2 separate regions of the Mus musculus genome follow, and region 1 is linked to region 2. A link is a contact called in ENCODE POLR2A ChIA-PET data. All regions are on one chromosome and are shown on one strand. The core of a region is the stretch at or near the end of the contact, and the rest is flanking DNA. Distances in the headings are between cores, read along the strand shown. Region 1 holds the start of Gamt (guanidinoacetate methyltransferase). Region 2 holds the start of Ptbp1 (polypyrimidine tract binding protein 1).

What was found. ChIA-PET counts read pairs that join two places held with the same protein, here RNA polymerase II (POLR2A).
Region 1: POLR2A ChIA-PET joins it to region 2 with 17 read pairs in embryonic stem cell. The contact joins the promoter of Gamt here to the promoter of Ptbp1 in region 2. POLR2A ChIA-PET finds 5 or more read pairs at or near these places in 3 of 5 experiments (Patski and embryonic stem cell).

What each region holds. Positions count from the first base shown.
Region 1 is chr10:80,259,590-80,265,441 of GRCm38, reverse strand. Gamt (guanidinoacetate methyltransferase) reads left to right here and starts at 4,430. Exons shown (of 6, transcript NM_010255.4): 1 at 4,430-4,721; 2 at 5,529-5,674; 3 at 5,778-5,841. The coding sequence starts at 4,541. Dazap1 (DAZ associated protein 1) reads right to left here and starts at 428. Exons shown (of 12, transcript NM_133188.3): 1 at 264-428. The coding sequence starts at 292.
Region 2 is chr10:79,852,181-79,857,626 of GRCm38, reverse strand. Ptbp1 (polypyrimidine tract binding protein 1) reads right to left here and starts at 3,195. Exons shown (of 14, transcript NM_001077363.2): 1 at 2,906-3,195; 2 at 1,093-1,123. The coding sequence starts at 2,913. E130317F20Rik (RIKEN cDNA E130317F20 gene) reads left to right here and starts at 2,656. Exons shown (of 1, transcript NR_029447.1): 1 at 2,656-5,446.

The DNA of each region.
Region 1 (5,852 bases), core at 3,181-5,680, 410 kb before region 2:
CCACTTAAGGGTCTTCAACACCCTGATTTATCATTTCAGGGTCTCTCAGTCCGGTGAGTTATCCTATGGGATGCCCCTGACCCGTGAACCTTCATTTAGGGTTTCTCTGGCTCGTGAGTTATCACCTTGGGTCCCTTCAGTTACCCATGGGCTGCCTTTGGGGCGACCCCCCAGCACCCCGGCTCTCCTCTAAAGTCCCGGCCCGGCCGGTCCGGCACCCCGGCCTCCCTCGCTCTGGGCCTGGCCCGGCTCCACAGCCTCACCCGATTTCGTCGGCGCCCGCGCTGTTCATGGCGCCCCGTCCCGGCCCGCTGCGCCCCGCTCCTCCGGAAGGTCACCGCTCGTCCCTCCCCGCAGCCGCGGCCCGGATCTGCGCAACGGCGGCGGCGCTGAGCCTCCTCCCTCCGCGCCAACGGTCGCTGCGCGTCCCCGCGCCTCCGCGCCTCCGCCCTGCGCACGCCCGGGCGCGCTCCCGCACGGGGCCTCCGGGGGCGGGGCCAGGGGCGCGCCGCGCGTGCGTGCCCGCTTGCGAGAGGGACGCAGAGCTCTGCGCCTGCGCAACACGGACAACCGAGACATGCGTTTCCGCCCTGTCGAATCTAATCCTTCTGGGAAATGCAGTCCTCTGCATTATCTGGCCTTCAGAAGGCGCGCGGAGGGAGACAGCCACGTGCGTGCGTACGCGTGCATGCGGCGCCGGGCGTTCATGGCGCGCGCAGGCGCAGACGCGGGTTCCCCTTTATCCACTCGCGAATCTTGGTCTTGCGTGGGGGCTTGCGAGGGGAAAAAGTCTAAGATGCCCCTCAGAGGCCGGTGCATAAAGCAGGCTGCACGTTCATGCTCTGAACTGTGTCACCTCCCGCTCTTCCTTTTTCGCAGATGATACACTGGGTCACAAAGGCTGACTCACCTGTCCAAGGTCATTCAGTTAAGGCTCGATTGGGTTCAAAGTAAAAATTAACCAAGTTCAATAGTTACTAAGAAAAAGTAAAAACAAAAAAACATTGTCCCTAGTACCACTAACATGGACAGCCACACTCTTACTACTATCTATTGTCTGCAGCTGACTTCTCACTTGGATAATCTGCCTTTCCTCTCATAACCAGTTCCCTGTCTCAAAAAGGTATATAAAGCTGGGCAGTGGTGGCGCACACCTTTAAACCCAGCATTTGGGAGGCAGAGGCAGGTGGATTTCTGAGTTCAAGGCCAGCCTGGTCTACAGAGTGAGTCCCAGGACAGGCAGGGCTACACAGAGAAACCCTGTCTCGAGAAAACAAAACAAACAATAATAATAATAATAATAATAATAATAATAACAACAACAACAACAACAACAACAACATAATAAGTAAGTGAATAAAACGATGTAATGGCTCAGTTTGTTGAGCATCTTTCTAGGCTAAAGAGCTGGGTTCCATCCCCAGACTACTTAAAACAGTCATGGCAGTGCAAACCTGTCATCCCAGCGCTCAGGTTGGAGAGGAAGACTGGGAATTCAAGGTCAGCCTCCCTTGGTCAGCTATATAGTGAACTAGAAGCCAGCTGAGGTACACAAGACTTTCTCAAACAAAAACCAAAACATACATACAAGCAAACAAACAAAGCCTGAAGCAGGGCAGTATTGGTGCACACTTTTAAACCCAGCACTTGGGAGGCAGAGACAGGCTGATCTCTGTGAATTAAGTACAGCTAATATACAGAGTGAGTTCCAGGACAGCCAGGACTACACAGAGAAACCCTGTCTAAAAGGAGAAGGAGAAGGAGAAGAAGAAAAAGAAGAGAAGGAGGAGGAGGAAAAGGAGGAGGAGAAGGAGGAGGAGAAGAAGGAGGAGGAGAAGAAGAAGAAGAAGAAGAAGAAGAAGAAGAAGAAGAAGAAGAAGAAGAAGAAGAAGAAGAAGAAGAAGACGACGACTTTGAATTTGAGAGTGACCTGGGTCCTAGTCTCTATGTCAGTAGAACATAATATAATAACAGCAAAGTATAACAAGCAACAATTCATTTCTGTGCTGGGTATAACAGCTCAGATTATAAAAAACAGTCCAAAGCTTTTGTTTGGAGACAGAGTCTTCCTATGTAGCCCCAATTGTCCTGGAACTCATAGAGATCTTGCTGTCGCTGACTCTGGAGTGCTGAGATGACAAAGCTACCCATTTTCTGCTTTAATTAGACCACATGAGATCATCAGAAGGCCACTCAGAGGAGTGGCGCAGTGGACCTAGAATTCAGTGGGGGAAGTGCTCTCCTGGCAGGCACAATGCCCAAGACCCTTCATGAGCTGCAGAAACCGGGCATAGCAGTACACATTGTTGATCCTGGCACTGGAGAGGTGGAGGAGGCAGGATCTGGAATTCGAGGTCATCCTTAGCTGTGTGAGAGTTTGAAGCTATCTTGGGCTACATGAGAACCTGTTTCTTCCAGAAGACCAAAGTTTGATTGTCAGGACCCAAGTGGGAAATCACAATGCCAGTGACTGCGCCTCAGGTGGTGCACAGGGATGAGACACCAAGTACATTAAAAAATAAAAAACAGCGGGGCGTGGTGGCGCAGGCCTTTAATCCCAGCACTCGGGAGGCAGAGGCAGGTGGGTTTCTGAGTTTGAGGCCAGCCTGGTCTACAAAGTGAGCTCCAGGACAGCCAGAGCTATAAAGAGAAACCCTGTCTCGACAAACCAAAAAATAAAATAAATAAAAAAACAAACCAAAACTCCCAAAAGTGCTAACTGTTGCGGTTCTAAATTGGAGCCCTGGTCTCCACTCCTGTTTTTAGCAGTTTTCCCCACCTGTAAAATGAGGGCACCAACAGTTATTGCTGTAACATCTTCTAAGGATTAAGAGTGTCACTGCTTTTCCAGCAGTTCTTAGAAAAATCATCAGATCGCTACACCTAACATGTCCAAGTGACCCAGTAGTAAGCTAGAGCTGCTGAATGACAGGTATGGATTAGAGCAGCTGAGAGAGGGCCGGCTTCTTGGACCTCACCAGGCCAATGAATGTCTAAACTTGAGGCATTCAGCCAGGCATGGTGGCATACGCCTTTAAATCCCAGCAGTTCAGAGGTAGAATCAGGCAGAAATCTGTGAGTTCGCGGCCAACTTGTTCTCAATAGCAAGCTCCAGGCCAGTCAGGAGCTCCTGTCTCTAAATAAACGGATAAATAGAAATAAAAAAATCAACTTGGGCCGGGCCTGGTGGCGCACGCCTTTAATCCCGGCACTGGGGAGGCAGAGGCAGGTGGAGTTCTGAGTTCGAGGCCAGCCTGGTCTACAGCGTGAGTTCCAGGACAGCCAGGGCTACACAGAGAAACCCTATCTCGAAAAACCTAAAAAAAAAAAAAAAAAAGAATCAACTTAGAGGAGCATCGTGGACGACACGCTGAGATCAGGAAGTTTCACAGCCTCTTCAAACAGTAAATCCAGTACCCTTGCGAGCCAGCCAGGCAAATGCAGAAAGTCAAGCCTCATTCCAAATGTGGTGCCAGGGAGCTTGCCCCGCCCCTCCAGAAGCCACAACAGTGCACGTGCCAGCATATGGTACTCTCCATGGCACTGGGACCACTGGTAGTCTCTAAACGTCCCTCCTTGCACCGCAGGCACTTCACCCCTCATGGCTCCAACTTCCTGCCTAGATAACTTGGCCCCGCCCAGGTCCGCAGGCTCCGCCCCATTCATAGTAAAAGGATGGACTCAGCTGGACTCCACAATTACCCTATCCTCAGGCCCCGCCTCCTTGGCGCCAGCCTCAGCTCTAGCGGAAAGCTAGGCCCCGGATCCTGTTTTGCCTCTACCAGGCTGGGCCCCACCCGTGAAAGAAGACTAGGCTTCGCCAGTAGCAGAACGCTTGGATTTCATCCTATCCCATAAACACCTACCCCATGGCTCTGTCCTCATCCGTAGCAGAAGGCTGGACACCACGGTCTCAGCCGGCTGGCCCCGTTCCTTAGTTTCGTCTCTCATACTTAGCAGAATGGTGACCCCACCCCATTGCTCCGGCCCCGCCCCTAGCAGAAGGCTGGACTCTGTCCTACCATACAGGCTCCATCCTGTATGGCTCCTGCCTGCATTCCTCATAGAAGTCTGGATTCTGTCCCAACCCACAGCTCTGGCCCCATCCATAGCAAAAGATTGGACTCCTCCCCAGCCCACCAGTGCAGGACCTATCCCATTCCGTAGATCCGCCCCTCAGAACTTTACTTTGGGCTCCAGCGAGTAGCCCCGACCGTGAGCACGCTCCACCCTGTCCCTCAGCTCCATCCACCCAGGCCCAGCCCAGTGCCAGGCTGGACCCCCTCCCAGAGCAAGGGCCAACCCTCTTCTAATGACTGGACCCACCCTAGCCCAGAAAAGCCCCGCCCCAGCGAGTAGGCCCCGCCCACACGGCTCAGCCACGGAGTTCTTTAGGGCGCATAGGCCCCGCCCCCGCCTCAGGCTCCCACCCACTTGAGTGCAAGGCTAATCTCTGTGCAGAGGCACCGCCCCACTCCGCCTCCACCGGCCCCGCGGCTCCGCAGCCCTGCGCTCCCGGCCTGGTTTGCACAGCCTCACCATGAGCTCTTCTGCAGCTAGCCCGCTCTTCGCGCCCGGCGAGGACTGCGGCCCCGCGTGGCGCGCGGCCCCCGCGGCCTATGACGCGTCTGACACGCACCTGCAAATCCTGGGCAAGCCAGTGATGGAGCGTTGGGAGACCCCCTATATGCATGCGCTAGCGGCGGCTGCTGCCTCCAGAGGTACTCTGCCAGAGGAAACTGAGGCTGCAGCTTAAAAGAGCAGGAGCTCCCATGCATGTTGCAAGTCTCAGTTTCCTTGCCTGAGGCACTGAGCTGCCTTGGGGCTACCTTGGTCGGGAAGGGAAGGGTATTTGCAAAAAGTGGACGCAGGAAAGAGGTCCCGGCTCCGAACTGGAACTTCCTCTCCCAGGGAAGATTTCTACTTCCCGGGGCTGGGTCTTCGGACCACAGTCGAGTGGAACTTAATAGAAAGAGCGAGAAAGAGCAGAGGGGCGTGAGGCTTGTGCTTGTCGGGAACCTCCGAGTCTCCAGGGGCTGTTGCTAAGAATAGCTTGGGAAAACTGAGCAGAGAGGCAGCTGTCCCGGTGCTGTGGCCCTGAACTTCTGTACAAGGGGTGGTGTCTGAGGCACCCCAGCTTCAAACAGGGCAGATGGGCAGTGAGTGAGTGGACTTCAAAGTTCACCCAAGGCAAATGAGGACTTGGTATTAGGTGCAGAATGAAACGTGGAGGGGCTGCAGGTGTAGAGCCTCCAAGCCAGGCTTGGCCCTTTCTCACAGATTAGAGCACAAATCGCGTGGGCAGGGGCTCAGAGTCCAGGGATCCCTGGGGCCAGGCCCTGGGCTCCCAGGCTAGCCGCTCTGATTGGCAGCTGGCCCGAGCCCACACTCTGCTGTTACTTTGTTCTGTCCACCCACATGGTCCTGCTGGCTGGCTGGCTGGCTGGCCTTGAGGCAAGTGTGAGCCAGGCCTCACATCTAAGTCCCCCTCCCCCACCCAAACCAGCTGTCATGTTTTGTCCTCCTAGGGGGCCGGGTCTTGGAAGTGGGCTTCGGTATGGCCATTGCAGCCTCCAGGGTGCAACAGGCCCCCATAGAGGAACACTGGATTATTGAGTGCAATGATGGGGTCTTCCAGCGTCTACAAGACTGGGCCCTGCGGCAGCCACATAAGGTACCTTCTGCCGCTGGGGTGCAGACTGGGAGTAACCCTCAGGGCTGGGAGATCATGGGGTCCCATGTGACCCTCAACCTCTTTTGACCCTCTCCTCTCCAAGGTTGTTCCCTTGAAAGGCCTGTGGGAGGAGGTGGCACCTACCCTGCCTGACGGTCACTTTGATGGTGAGGGAACT
Region 2 (5,446 bases), core at 1,946-4,445:
CTACAGTCAGAGGAAACTCCAGCCACGTAGGCCAACAGCCCCACGCATCTAGGCAGACAAAAGCATATGATGCCACAGCACAGGAGAGCCCCTGGTCAGCCCAGCCTTCCCAAATGCTTGCCATAGAGATAGATAGTCCCAATCCACTCGCAGTCCCAGAGCAAGAAGCCTGGCCCACGTATTCACCTGGAGCTCCCTGCTAACTTGCCCAGTATGCCATCTGCGGCTAGCTAGAATTGAGTCCCGTGTAGACAAGTGGCCATGGGGCAATCCAGGTCAGCAGCAGCTTTGCCCAGACAGTACTCTGTCACCTGCAGGTCTGGACCTAAACTAAGTGGGGCTCCCTCCCCCACTGTTGAACACACACTTATCTGAGGGAAGATCACCAGGCAGATGGAGACAGCGTCCACTCACAGAAAAGTCAAACTAGTCCAGACAGCAGCCTGGTAGCAAATCAGATGGCAGCAGCTGAGATGGCCTTTGACGGAGAAACCCCAAACTACAGGCAAATCTAAATAGCCCACCTAACACAGTAAGACCAATCCTGACACAAACACATCTGCCACACCATTTCAAGACAGCATACCTGCAACCCTTCTAGCTCCAGGCTTCAGCCCAAAGTACCGTTGAGACTGAAATACACTTACTGTCTGTCTCCCCAGACACTCAAGAAGCTGAGGCAGGAGTCACCCGCTGGAGAGCAGGCCTGAGAACTGCCTGGACAGCACAGGAAAACAACACCAAATGGGTGGTAACTCAGTCTCACCTTAGAACATGCCACAGCCTTTCAAACCAAACCCACAGAGGAAACACCAAATGGAGTGTCCACAGGCCTGAACTCACTGCTTAGATGAAGGCAGCAGGGCAGGACAAGGCAAAGCCAGCCAGAAAGAGGCCAGCACAAAGACAGAATCACCAGACCCACAAAAGGGTCCTAAGCCCTCAAAACTCTTGGACGGCAGGTCTACATGCATCCATGCTATCTTCCGCCTCCGAGTCTTTGTAGACCCTGGACTAAGGCAGGCTCCTCTGCAATAAGCAAGCCTTTACTCTGACTACAATGGGGTACAATGCCAAGCTAGAGACACCTACCTTTGTACCGACTGCTATGTCTGGGACGATGCTGTGGAGAGAAAAGTAGACATCAGCACTGTGTGGCCTGTAGGGCCCTCTGCCAGTCCGGCTTAGAAAGGCAGGGAAGTGAGCCATCCATTGAGTCTCAACTTGAAAGAGGGCCATCATTGTCCTTGAAGACCCTCCCTTCTTCCACACAGGACCCAGACCCTGCCTTTCAACACATTAAATCCAGTTTTAGTACAGGAAAAAAAAAAAAAGAAAAGGAAAGAAAAAAAGCCCAGTTTTTATAAAGCATACCAGTGACCTGGGTCAAAACTCAACTCCTGAGCATCCTACAACGCCAGGGAGCCTGAAATATAGGTAAGGAGCAGCCCAAGACAGTGCTTCCTGATGGGGGCTGGGAGCTCCTCCAGGGCCACACTGCTGATGGCAGGCAAAGTGGCCTTGTTACCATTTACAAACCAACAGAGCTGCCGGGATACACCCTAGGTTACTGATCAACCCCAGCCCCTCGTGACTGCACCCTGCCGCCTCACACCTAGCCTGCTTACAGGCAGCAGCAAGCCTACCACAGCTGGCAGGTTACCAAATGGCTCTCAGGGGTCTGCCTCGTGAAGGGATTCCACCAGAAGTGGTGGCTGGGGTATGTGTAACCCTCTGCTTGGTTTACTGTTTTCAAAGAATCTTTTGCGACATTTCTCTGCACTCCCTTCTAGAACTCACTTCGATCTGCCTATCTCTGGCAGGATTAAAGGTGTGCACCACCACACCCCGCTCAAAGATCCTCGGTAAGTTGCTCAAAGGAGGCAACTGGAGACTCCTGTCTGTCATCTCAGCACTTAGAAGGCTGAGGCAGGAGGACTGCCATAGGTACTCAGCTTGAAGCTAGGCCAAACTACTTTTCAGAATCGTGTTAAAAGGAAAGCCGCTTACTAAGCCTGGTGACTCAAAGCACTAGGGAGGTTAAGGTGGGGAAAATCAGGAATTCAAGGCCAGTCCTTATCCAAAAGCCAAACAAAAAGTTTCAACAAAAAAGTCGGGGCCTGGTGACGCAGGCCTTTAGTCCCATCACTACGCAAGCAGAGGCAAGCGCAAGCAGATCTTTCAGACCAGCCTACAATGAGATCCGGTCTCCAAAACAAACCGAAAACTACAAAAAGTTGCCAGTGGAGGGGGCATCCGGGAAGCATGTGGGAGATACGGATGCCAGGCCGGCGCCCACACCGGAGACCGAACTGAACCTCACTCTGGCCCACCCGCCCCTCCAATGGGGGGCCCTGGAGGCCTCCTCCGGACACCTCCCCCCAGGCGGGAAGGGCGGGCGCGTTCGGCACAGGTCCGCGCGCGTGCCCGCACCAGGGCGCGCGCCCTACTACGCGCGCGCACCCGGGGTCGCATGCGGCGTGCGAAGCGACATTGCTCGGGGCACAGGGCGAGCCGGCCGGATTGGAGCACGGCAGGCGGGAAGGATCGCAGCGGCCGAGCCGCTCCGAGTGAGCGCGTCTCACCGGAGGGAGCGCGCGTGCACGCGGAGGGCGGGAGGGGGGCGCTGGGTTCCTCCGGATGAACCGCGCGGGCACCGGAAGTGCGCTGGGCGAGGGGCTTAAGGGGAGCCGAAAGCTGGGTGCGGTCGCCCTAAGCCAACCGGCTTCCTTAAGGGCCTCAGACGCCCGGGATTCCGAGCGCGCCACGCGGAACGAGGCCACACGCACGCGCCCATTGCAGCGGTTAGAGGGATCGGCGGGGGCCAAAAGTCCACGCGCGCGGCAGCGATGGCTGGGACGGAGTGGTGAGCGGAGCGGCGTGCGAGGGGCGCGGCAGGACTTACCCGTCCATGGCACACGGAAGAGACCCGCGGGGAACGGAGCGGAGGCGCAGGAATAGCAGAAACCGACCCAACGGCTCCGAGTTATAGACTCACAAGATGGCGGAGACGCCCGCACACGTCCCCCGCGCGCGATCCTCATTGGTTCCCGCTGCGGTCTGTGGGCGTGGTCAACCCCGCCTGCCCCCGCCAGGGCCTTCTATTGGTCAAAAGGTTACTCCAAGGGCGAAACGCATCCAGACAGCAGACAGCTGTTGGGCGGGACGGCCGTCAGTCAAGACGGAAGACGGAAACGGCCGGTGGGGGAGGGGGAGGGAGTGAATGAGTAGACGCACGTGATACCATCTGAGCCAATGAGCGAGCCTTTGTTCGACCCGTGGGACGCCATCTTGAGAGTGGGTACGTGGCGGGTCAGACGCAGAGAAGCGTGCATTCTGGAGGTTGCCTCCATATTGCAAGCAGGCACTGGAAGCCGTTAGCCTCCAACGTGAGAGTAAAGCAAGCTGCTTCGCCATCTTAGAAGCGGGCAGAAAACCCCGTATTGCCCTAGCTTGCTTGTGGTCACGTGGCCAGAATTTGGCCTTTCAACCGAGTTTCTCCTGGACTAGATCGCAACGAGGTGGAGGCCACGTGCTTCATAGACGCAGTCGCGACTAGATTGTGAATCATCTCTTTCCGTCTTTTGTCTACCCACAGCAGCCAAGCTCCATCTGTGTCGCAGGGATGGGGAAACCGAGGAAAGGAGCCGCAGTGTGGCTGGTTCTGCCTAAAGCTGGGGAAACGAGGCTACAAACTCAGCAGCCGCAGAATCCACTGGAGGGACGAAACTCCGCCCTCTTGTACCTTCACCCCAGCAGCCAGGATTCTGCCTTCCAGTCCTGGGGTATCACAAAGCAAGACGGGTTCTCCAAGGCCTAGTGCAGGCTATAAAACAGATCCTTTGGTAGGACTCCCAAAGGCACAAACTATCCGGATTCTTGTCTGCCTGGTTATCTGCTAAAAAAAAAAAAAAAGCCAGGCAAGGGGGAAAAGTTTCTCCTCCGCCCTGCACGGGAGGTGAGCCCAGAGCACTGGCCTCCCTTTTCTGTAATACAGGGCTCGTGGGAGGCGGGGCAAAGGGGCTGGCGGCTATACTGGTTTCCTTGCAGATCTGGCCAGGGGCCCAACAGCCTTGGAGCCCCAACGCGGGCTTGGTGCCAGAGGATTCCAGCCTGGATTAGGGGCGGCTGCCGATTTCCATGGAGGCCGCGCTGGGAGTGAGGTCTTTCAGGCCCCAGCCAGCCGGCACAGCAGCTAGCTTGAAGGCCCAGAATCACTAATCAGGACCGTCTCGCGGATTTAGAAAACACATACACACACACAACAAGGCATAGGATTTGAGCCCTCTGGGACTCCCATCAGGTCCTGGCTGGACCATCAGGGATAAGGTTGGCTGCCAGTTTTTGTTCTCTGGGTGGCTGGTGCCAAGCAGGAGCCCCACCCTCAGAAGCTAACCTGCACGGGTGGCTGCCAGTGAAGTTGGAGGCTGCTCATGTCCAAGAAGCACAGGTCTACACTAGCAGAGTTTGTTGAAAGCCATTTCAGAGACCTCCCAGAACCTTTCTTATGAAAACGGTTTGTGTGTAGCCCTGGCTATACCGAACTCCTGCTGGCCTCTAAGGCCCAGAGATCTGCCTCCTGAGTTAATGGCCAGCCCCACCACGCCTTGCTTCCCGGAACCACTGAATGGTCTTGTTCACCTTCAATTCCTTATCTGCTTCCTGATCCGAATCAGACCTCCATTACCCAGTGGGGAACATTTAATTCCGAATCCCAACCCCTGCGCTGCAGAGACCCAGCCTGAGGCTGGCCTCACATAGATCCACTGCCCCTGCTTCCTGAGTGCTGGAATCAAAGGTGTGTGCCACCATGCCCAGCTAGAATTGTTTTTGAGACAAATTCTCAACTTTGTGACCCAGATTGTCCTGGAATTCATATCTCAGACTGGCCAGCAGTGATTGTCCTGTTTCCGAATCCTGTGGTGAAATGACAGGTCTGTGCCTCTATGCCTAGCCAGAGTGAGTTCAAGACCAGGTTGGTCAACATAGTAAAGAGGGCAGGGGGAGGGGGAACCTCTGCTTTGAACCCCCCAAAGAGGGCCTAGGGGTGTGTCTCCGGGGTGGAACCCCAGCCTAGAATTCCCCAATGAGTTGAGTGTAGCTCAGGGGTGGAGCCCCAGCCTAGAATGCCTCAGTTAGGGGCTGGGAGTATGGCTCAGCATTAGGACACTGGCCCAGCACACAGGAGATCCTGGCTTCCTTTTTCAAAGCTGCCAGAGCATATTTTAAAAACGATTAATGTTCTGTGTTGCTGCTGTGATGCAGCGCCCACAATGGACTGCCTCTAACGTCACAGATGTGAGCCTTGCATCTGGAGCCCAGAAGTCTGAGGCCGGGCTTTGCACAGGAAGTGCCTTTTCTGTCTCCCAGATTCTGGAGCTCCAAGTGTCCGGGACTTGTGACAGAGTCCCTGTGTGTGCTTCTGTCTTCAGACTGTCTCCTACTA